2 separate regions of the Mus musculus genome follow, and region 2 is linked to region 1. Evidence: chromatin loops called from intact Hi-C (ENCODE). Cell type or tissue: left cerebral cortex. All regions are shown on one strand.

Region 1 (5,000 bases):
TGTGTCTAATGACAGCTACAGTGTACTTACGTATCATAATAAATCTTTGGGCCAGAGTGAGTGGGCCCTGAGTGAGCAGAGGTTGCTCAGAGAACTCTCACAACCACATGGCTCACAACCATCTGTAAAATTACGGTGTATTCATATATGTAAAATAAATAACTAAATCTTAAAAAAAAAAAAACCTCTACTAGCTTGTGCCTAAGATTTTATTTTTGATGAGCTCCTGACTTACTTATATAAGTAAGTAGCCAATAGAATTTTCCTCATTACTGGGTCATAAACGTCATACTACAGACTCAGCTTCTGGTCATTTTGGAGAAGCAATGGATTCCCCTACTGGGGAGTGCCCCAGCTTATTCTCTGTTACTGGTGGAGATCAATGTTGGTATATTATTGCTTTGCCAGCCTCCCTTGGAAAAGTTACCTTGATCAAGGGTACGTATAAATATGCCACACTTTAAAAGTTATCATTAGTGTCTATACAGGGAGGAAAACAGATCCGGAAGCCAGAGGGAGAGTAGCCAGTTTTGTAGCTGGCTGCCCTCTTCAGCTGGCTGAAACTGTGTGAATATTCCTGAAAAGTATAGGACTTAGAATGATGCCACACAAAATTTTCACGTTATCCTTTCCTCTGCCCCACTTACGTTTTGTGGAGGACAGAGTCCTGGTGGGAAACCTAAAGCCACTAATGTTTCCCACCAACCCAATTAGGGCTCGTCTGCTATTGAATTTGAGTTAGAATTAACTCTGTACCTTCTCGGCCTTTGTCTGCTTCTTGCTAGGTAAGATAGTCTGATAGGCAATATAGAATATAGAAACTCTGTATGTGGATGTGCATGTGTATTTGTGTGTTTGCATGTGGACAATGCGTGGATATGCACACCAGCACGCATGCACTCACGCGTGTGCACACACACACACATCTTAGGTATCACTGCCTTTTTAAAGGCAGTGTGTCTCATTGGCCTGGAACTGACCAAGTACACTGAGGGGGCTCGCCACTGAACCCCTGGGGTTTGCTGTCTCTACCTCCCCAACTTGGATTACAAGTGTGAGCCATCACACCTATCTACTTTGTATCCAGTGTGGGTTCTGGAGACCATAGGCAGGTTTTTATGATACGCCGTTTCCCCATACCTGAAATGCCTTCGTTGTGAAGATACTTCAGTGGAAATCAAGCTTGTGTGAATATGTGTGCATAGCAGGCCCTCATCTACTGTGTGACCAGGGTGCTTCTCATTTGACCTCAGCGGCATGTGCCATCTACTTCTAATAAGACTATTGGGCTGTGGGTCCTGCATCTTCCAGGTCCTGGAACCTGCCTGGTGATGTCTAGAGGACCTTCCATGGAAGAGAGGGACCTTTGATATCTCTAGCACAACAGTCTGTGGGTGCTGCTGCAAGGAGTTCCACTCAGTGCTCTTGGTGTAAACCAGGTGAGAAACAGCTATGTGGAACCCCAACCCAAGCCCCACAATGCCGTGGGCTTAATGATCCATCTATTGTACAGCTCAGAGAGCTTCCTCCTCAAAGCCCAGTGTATCCACCTTCCAAGCTAAGGCCTGCTGTGCTCAGACCGCACTAGGGAGCCTCTTTCTATTCCCCTTACTTTCTTGATGATACAGAGATGTCTTAACTTGAGCCCACAGGCTTTGGGCCCAGTCTAGCATTTCAGGTGTTTATTGCAAAAACTGTTAATGTCAGTGCTGGTGTGTGTGTGTGTGTGTGTGTGTGTGTGTGTGTGTGTGTCAGTATATGTGAGTGCCTGAGTGTTTGAGTGTGTCTATGTGTATGTGTGCACATGCAGGTGTATGTCTGTGAGTGTGTCTGTATGTGTGTCAGTGTGTGAGTGTGAATATATATGTATGTATGTTTGTGTCAGTGTGGGTGAGTGCCTGAGTGTTTGAGTGTGTCTATGTGTGTGTGTCAGTGTGTATATGTATATGTTTGTGTGTGTATATGTGTGTGTGTTTGAGTGTGTCTATGTGTGTGTGTCAGTGTGTGTATGTGTATGTATGTGTGTGAGTGTATGTGTGTGTGTTTCATTCCCTATTTAGGAGATCTCTTCCAGTGCACGCTCAGAAGACCCCAGTGTCTCTGAGCCTTCTTGCCTCACTTCTCACAATGAATATTCAGAGGCTGCAGTCACCAAGGACTCAGGTCCTACTACTACAGCCCTAGCATGAAAGCCACCAGGAAACACTGATGACAGCCCCCCACCCCTGCTCTCTGCCCCTCACAGGGCAGTAGAGGAGAGAGTCTTGGGGAACCTCTGAATCGAACATCTGTCCCTCCCAGCAGTGGGCTCACGCCGTTCTGGATAGTGTGTTGTCATGAGCATGTTGTTTTAAAAAGACAACAGACCCTTCTGTACTCCTCCCCACAGAATGCATCAGGACTAACTGGGCATAATGGATGCCCTGTTGAGAGCAGCAGTGCATGCATTGTTTGCCTGAAAATTCGCTCAGCATCTCCCTGGGAAAACGTGGCTGATTTATTTTATATATTTCGCCACCATCAGCAGTTGAACTCAAGCTGCTCCGTTCTCTGAAGGGTTAATTTTCGCTCGGTGCGGATCTAGGCTGATGGATAAATTGCAGCTCTCTCTCTCTCTCTCTCTCTCTCTCTCTCTCTCTCTCTCTCTGTCTCTCTCTCTCTCTCTTTTTGTGGAGGATTCTGAAGCCGTTTCTTCAGGATTAGTGCTGGCTTCTCGGCTGCCGCATGTGGGGTGACTCCGGATCTTTCTCCTTTACAAGAGCCACCCTTTGCAGCATTCCCCCTTTGGAGGAACCACTTAGACACTTCCAGCTAGTGGCAGGGGATGCGGCCATAACACAGCTCCTCCGGTCCCAGCTGCCTCCACTACAGCCTCTGCACCAGGATGGCTGTGCTCTCCTCCAGAGGGGAAGGCTCAGCAAGGTGTAGGATGAGATCTGGCCCCTGCTGTGGTGGGTTTTGAAAGCTGCAGTTTCCCCAGCATCTCTGCCTCTCTGCCTCTTGGATGCCTTTCTGCTCAGGCTTCTCTCCTGCGAGGGCTATGCTGCTCTATGCCTGATTAGAGGTACCCAAGGAGATCACCTTTCTCAGAGAAAGCTCTGCGCGCTGCTTGAGACAGGGTCTTTTTCAAATGCATTATGGCTCATGCCGCCTCCCAGTTAAAGAAAAACAGGGATTTAGAAATCAATGCGGAAGAAGAGACTGAGAAAAAAAGGAAACACCGCAAACGGTCCCGGGATCGCAAGAAAAAGGTAGCTATGTGTGCCATGGCCTCTCATCTTTGTGTGTGGATCTCCTTTGACATCTGTGGCAAGCATGGAGAGATCTTTTCACGTGCAGCATAGAGCGTAAATTGGGAGTAGAGGTGGGGGGCTATGGGTGAAGCATGGTCACAGGCTGGGCTTGGGCCAGGGATGCCTTTCTCTGAGGGGGCTGGGGGGGTTATGATTGCAGGGCTCTGCAGAAGGTGCGCCTCACTTTTCAGAGGCTCCGGCACGTTTGTACAACACACAAGGGTGTTGTCAAGGAGTTAAAGTTACTTTCTTTGCAGCTGGGTCAAGGTTAAATCGACTGCAGGTGACTTGTGTTTGTGGGAGAGCCGGCCTTTGTACTTCTTAGAGGTCCCTTGTGCGGGAAAAGGAGCTTTGTGTTGGAAGTGTGTCACATGTGTGCCTGTCTTGGGCCGCTTTGTGACCTCAAGCTGGCTCCTGTTCTGCCTTCTTGCTGTCCTTGGGCCTCTTATCTCTAGGAGGCATTTTTTTTTTTCAGCTGGGGTTCTGCCATGGAAATGAGCTACTAGAAATAACTTTTTTGTGTGTGGTTAAATAGAACTGAAATCAGAGGTTTGAGTCTTACCTGCTGGGTGAGAGTGATCCTAAATGCAGGAATTCCTGTGACATGGGGGTGGAGGAGAGAGCCCTGCAGCCTTTATCACTGATGGCCTGAGATCAAAGCCCTGATGGGGCATTGTATACCCCCTTCTGATGTCTAGGACTATGGGAGAGGGAGACACAGGAGAGAGATTCTGGGCCAGTGGTATATTTCATTGCAGCTAAAGATTTCTTACTATTTGATAGCTTTGTCCTTTAAGATGACTCCTGGGTACTGGCTGCTCTGTGATGCTCCAAAGGACTTTCCCTGCATGGCAATTAATAAAATTTGACCAAAACCCAGTGATCTGAATATAGAAGCCAGTCATAAAGCATTTTGGTGTGTCTTTGTGTGAAAACCCTAAGGAAAAGGAGGTTTCTCTATAGTTCTCTGCCTTGATCTGTCTGCTTTGCAAATGACAGGCAAATTCCATCCATCCTCTCTTCAAGGGAGAGATGGCGATCTGGCTGGGGTTAGGAGTAGGTCTTCTGCCTTTTGAGAGGGAACAGCCTGTAGGAGATAGGATTTGGAGGGCTGCGGTGGTTTTGCGGCAAGATGTTACATTTGCACAATTTCCCTTGGGTGTTGGTGTAAATAAACTCCTTGGCTCTGCTTTCATGGAAGTACAAACTTGGGGTAAGGAATTCTGTGCTGGTTCGTTTCAAAACCTCATATAGCAGAGTTGGGAGATGACCGTGGTTTGTGAGGCTCTAGTCTTGCTTTATTCTATGGGGTTCGGCTAGGAGAAGGTCAGTATGGATGGCCTCTTGCCAAATAGCCCTGCCTCCACTCCCTGATGCTAAATGGCCTTTCATGACACCGAGGTACAGCGTCTTTTTTTAAAAATAAAGGTTCAGTGTCACCCTGAAGGTTGACGGCAGGACCTATGTAGCACAATGGCTGATCTGGTCCCCTGTGTGACTAGGAAGCCACACGGGGGAAGGGTGAGGTAGAGTTGCTTCAGGACTCACTGAGCTGGAGCAAAAGCTTCGTGGACCAGAATGCTTTGCTAGAAGTGTGACAATCTGCCCAATGTAAATCTCTTAGCAACTGGAGGGCCACATAGCGCAATATCAATATCGCCATTGTGGACAGGCAAGCTGATGTAGATACATTGTTCTCAGGACGCT
Region 2 (5,000 bases), 69 kb after region 1:
ATTGACTGAAGAAAGTCAGCTAGTGTGTTGAGTTTGCACCGTGAAGTAGTCAGCAGAGGTTCACATGTGGACAAAGATGGAATGTGACCTTATCATTGGGGAATTCTAATCCGTATAATAAACAGCGCACAAATAGGCAGGCACAGCTCAACTATGACATAGATATATGTGACACACATGGAGGGAGCCAGAGAAACAGCTCAATAGTTAAGTGAGCGGACTGCGGCATGGGATAGACATGGAAGCAGAGAGACCACCGCGGCTGGAGAGTAGCCGGAGATAGCGTGGATTGATTTTGTGTTTTTGATAATTACCTCAACATAACTTAAGGGAGAAAGGGTTTGTTACAGCTCACAGTTTGGGAGTGTAGTCCTTCAAGGCTGGAAAGTCAAAATAGCAGGAGCTTAAAGCAGCACCACATTACATCCAGAATGAGAACACGGATAGTGATGCACGCATGCGCAGCTTAGCTTTCCTTCTCGGTTCTGTAACATCCAGGATCTCCTGCCCACAGTACTCAGTTAACGTAATCAGGATGATCCCTCACAGACATTCGCAGAGGCGAGCTAAAGCCTCACAGGCACGTCCCACCCGGTCCTAGAGTCTGGCAAGTTGACATTTAACACTATCACAGAATCAAATTCTTAACCCTGTTAGTTAGTGAAGGTAAGAAAAAGGGGCTGCTCCCCGAATGCCCTGGAAAATATCTACGTATAGCTTAAACTTCAGGAGGTGATGGAGAAAGGGCAGGGATACGTTGGTTTTCTTTTTAAGCCTTCCAAAACTCTGTGGGAAATAATTAAATCGTAGCAACTGAATCTCCAAATTAAAATTTCCAGATGTTTTCTTCAGTGTGACTGGAGGAAGAAATAGACTATTTTCTGGATCATTTACATTTGAGTTATTGGACTTTAGATTTTTTTAAATAAATAAATGTTTCATCTGTAACTGTGATTTTAACTGTATTACAGCTATCCGAGAATCTCATTTTACTTATTTGATATGTGCTTGGAATCATGGCAACATGGCCACTCTAACAGGACTGGTGCCCTGGCCTTTCTTTAGGCTAACACTCCTTGAGATACACTTAGTGTTCTGCCTCTGCATTCATTTTTGTATCTCCAATAAAAAAATATAGATACATAGATAGATATACAGACAGACAGGTAGATTTTAAATCACAGAGCATGAAAACACTTTCAAGGAAGATTTAAATAAAACATTAAGCAGGGAATTATTATAAAAACGTTGCCAAAGCTGGCTGTACCTAGAGTGATAAGCATCTGAGAAGCTGAGACAGGAGAAATTATAGGCTTGACGTTGTTAGTGGGATGAAGAGTAGCAGCCTGTCTCAAAAAATAAAAACGAACCCAAACCAAACATATGAAGCTGGGAGTCCATTCTGTTTATCAGACAAAACACTCTGGAGTGGGTACAACAATGTCTACACTTAGGCAGAGGCGGGCTTATTACCCGGTCATCAGTTCAAGGGTCTACACAGGGCTACCTGATAACGCCCCATCTCAAAGAAAAATAGTAATAATGGTAATGATAATAGATAGATGATTGATAGATAGATAGATGATCAATAGATAAATGATAGGTGATAGATAGATGATCAGTAAATAGATGATAGAGAGATAGAGATAGAGATGATAGATGACTAGTAGATAGATGATAGAGAGATAGATGATAGATGATCAGTAGATAGATGTAGATAGATTATAGATAGACTGATGTGTTAAAATCTCAGCTCCCATCTGAACATAGCAAGCACACTGAGCCCAAGCAGTTCCACGTGTGAGAGGTTTATTGGGGGTGGGGGAAGAGAGAGAGAGAGAGAGAGAGAGAGAGAGAGAGAGAGAGAGAGAGAGAGAGGTAGGTTGTGGTAGAAAGAGGAGAGGGAAAAGAGAGAGGGAGGGGTGTTCCCCTTATTTATATGGAAAATGACATAATGCAAGTAAAGGTGAGAGGTGAGCCAAGTGGATTCTGGAAATATGGTAGCTGTTGTCTTGGTAACAGGTCTGTAGGTTGCGCTGTCACCTATGTGATGTCATAGTTTGGGAAGTCCTGATGCCAACATACACGATAGATAGATAGATAGATAGATAGATAGATAGATAGATAGATAGATATCAATAGGTAGATAATAGATAATGAAAGATAATAGGTAGGTGATACATACATACATAGACACATAGATTGATAGATTATAGATAGATCATAGATAGATATCTCCCTACTACTGTTAATTTTTTGTGCACTTATCTTGTACCCCATTCCTGTCCTGAGGAACTCTGAAATCTTCTCCCAAACCCCTAGCATACTGTATAGCTGTAAGCCACACAGGAGATAAGGGCAGGGTAGAAAATGGTTGTTAGCTGGGTGGTGGTGCCACACGCCTTTAATCCCAGCACTCGGGAGGCAGAAGCAGGTGGATTTCTGAGTTCGAGGCCAGCCTGGTCTATAAAGTGAGTTCCAGGATAGCCAGGGCTATACAGAGAAATCCTGTCTCAAACAAACAAACAAACAAACAAACAAACAAAATGGTTGTTGTTAACCAGAAACCTCTTCGCTAATTCAGAAATTCCTTACAGGTGAATTCTGTCAGTGTCCCCCCATCTGTAACTGGCTGGGAAACCTTTAGCTTTCAAGTCATGTTGATGTTGACCCCAGCCTCTGGCCGGAAGCCCTGTTGTATTCCCTTAGGCCTGTTCTTCCTAGAACATTGACCATTTTCTAATGAGTTAGCAACAGATTTTGTTTTGTTTTGATCTTTTTGTTTGTTTGTTTTTTTATGGAGAAGGGTAGTTTTACCCTTCTCCTGAAGGGGAGCTATCTTCTTGTCCTTGTCACCTTTATAAGTGGACTCCAGCCACCTCAGACATCTCCCAGTCCTCCAGTCAGCAGGTCTACTCTTCTATATAAAATGTTCTTGGCCCCTGAAGAGAAGGACTTGGGTTTTCAGTCCAGAGGATCTCCTATGGTTTTGTAGCCATGTGATAGGTCCATGGTTTTTCCAGGAACTGATGGTTTGCTTTTGGATGTATGGTCTCAGGAATGAGCCCCCATCGGCATGCAAGGGCTGGACCAGACCTAGCTCTATTTACATAATACAATTGACAGAATGCCACTTTAAGGGAAAATGTAGTCAATGTCTGCTAGGGTTAATGTTTGGTAGGTTATCTTAGGATAGCACAATGGTGTAGTAACAAGACCTTGGGCAGTTTGCTTGTAAAATGAGCAACAGTAAATTGCTATAATATTATTAAAACTAAGTAGAGAAAAGATATAACGTGCTTATCCTAGTGACCAGAACATATTATTAGTATCCAGTTAATATCACTGATATTATAAAAATTTTGTTTATATTAGACATGGTAAGTAGGTGCCAGTTGACAGAAGGGATGTCATTTAAAATCTGGGACTGTTAAACTTGGTTCTCTGCAAGCATCCTAATTAGAATCTTCTGTAGAAAGTGTTACTTATTCATTCGGTCAGCCACTCAAAAAGTATTCACAGCATATTGAACACTGTTCTAGATGCAAGAGACAATCCTGTAACTAACAGAAACCTGGCTTTAGAGGAACTCATTCTAAAGCAGGCAGACACTAAGGTAACTGAGATATGTACCACCCCAGATAGAGGTTCTGCAAAAAGGGAAAGAGAGTCAGACGATGAAATAAGCGCAAATCTCGCTGGAAACTTTAGTCTCTCTCCCCATCCCTCTCCCCCGCTCTCTCTCTCTCTCTCCTTCTCCTCTCTCTCTCTCTCATCCCCCCCACACAGAGGTAGAGGGAGACTCCTTGACATCTGAGACCCTCTGATCAATCAAAGATGGTTTATAAATTTTGTCCAATGTCACCTGTTATACCATTGATTCTTTGGTCTCAGCTGAGACTTCTCTTTTTTTTTTAATTAATCATTTTACATTTCAAATGATATCCTTCTTCCCAGTTACCCCTCTACAAACTCCCATCCCATCCCTCCTCTCCCCCCTCTCCTTTGCCTCTATAAGAATGCTTGCCCACCCACACACCCACTCCCACCTCACCGCTCTAGCAATTCTCTACGCTGGGGCATCAAACCTCCACAGGACCAAGGGCCTCCCCTCCCACTGATGTCAGATAAGGCCATCCTCTGCTACATATGTATCTGGAGCCATGAGTCCAGCCATGTGTACTCTTTGGTTGGTGGTTTAGTCCCTGGAAGCTCTGGGTGGTCCAGTTAGCTAATAATTGTCCTTCCTATGGGGTTGCAATCCCCTTCAGCTCCTTCAGCCCCTTCTCCTTGCTCTTCCATTGGGGCTTCCAGGCTCAGTCTGATAGTTGGTTTTGAGTATCTACATCTATATTGGTCAGGGAAGTCCTTGAGAAATCCTTCCTGTAAACAGCACACACATTGGGGGACTGATTATAAACTGGAAGAGAAGACAGTTTCTGCGAGTGCTGGTTACTGGGGAAGAAGATTCAAGGTCAGGAAAAGAACCTGAAGGCAGCGGGATGTAGTGACAGGATGGCAGCGGTTAGGAGAAAATGAATGGATCCCAGAGTGGGTGGAGCAGGTTAACTTCCGGGTGCGCTCTGCTCCCGGGCAATGAAGACAGAGTGATGGAGCCAAGTCAGCACTTGCTCCTTACTCCACACAGTTATCCTCCTGACTAACAGGAGGCTCATTAGCCTCTCATCCCTGTTAATGCTTTCAGGACCCACTCCTGTGGCTGTTAACTGGCCATGCTTACTCCTTTTCCTGTGACTCATATGTTGCTCAGAAGTCACTGGCTTCCTGCAACTGTGACTCAGAACCTCCGTTCTCTTGAGAGTATGTCTTCAAGTGATGTCTTGACCCCGATGAAGCTTCGGTGATGTTGCCGCCAGCATCCTGGAAGCAAGGGCCGTTGCCCAACAGGATGTACTTTGTCCTCTTCTGTTCAATGTAACAGACACCTCTAATGGATCCTCAGGAGTGCCCCTCATCTGAGCTGCTATGGAGGAACCACC

The links. Peaks named below come from ENCODE experiments on the same cell type or tissue, not always from the same donor. Only the 100,000 strongest peaks of a DNase experiment are listed, where the experiment ranks them.
Region 2: it touches region 1 in a loop (2.1-fold over the local background); 1 of 42 quality-filtered maps calls a loop at or near these places.

The regions. Positions count from the first base shown.
Region 1 is chr10:69,703,675-69,708,674 of GRCm38, forward strand. The region is part of intron 1 of Ank3 (ankyrin 3, epithelial); the gene reads left to right. Among named protein-coding and RNA genes, the nearest start is that of Gm33464, 140 kb to the left of the region's middle. In left cerebral cortex, no CTCF peak of the experiment used is centred here; DNase peaks (open chromatin) are centred at 2,478, 2,828, 3,823, 4,436 and 1 more place; H3K4me3 peaks cover 2,944 bases; H3K27ac peaks cover 3,795 bases.
Region 2 is chr10:69,772,603-69,777,602 of GRCm38, forward strand. All of the region lies in intron 1 of Ank3 (ankyrin 3, epithelial), which reads left to right. Among named protein-coding and RNA genes, the nearest start is that of Gm33416, 91 kb to the right of the region's middle. In left cerebral cortex, a CTCF peak has its summit at 2,817; DNase peaks (open chromatin) are centred at 428 and 4,847; H3K27ac peaks cover 185 bases.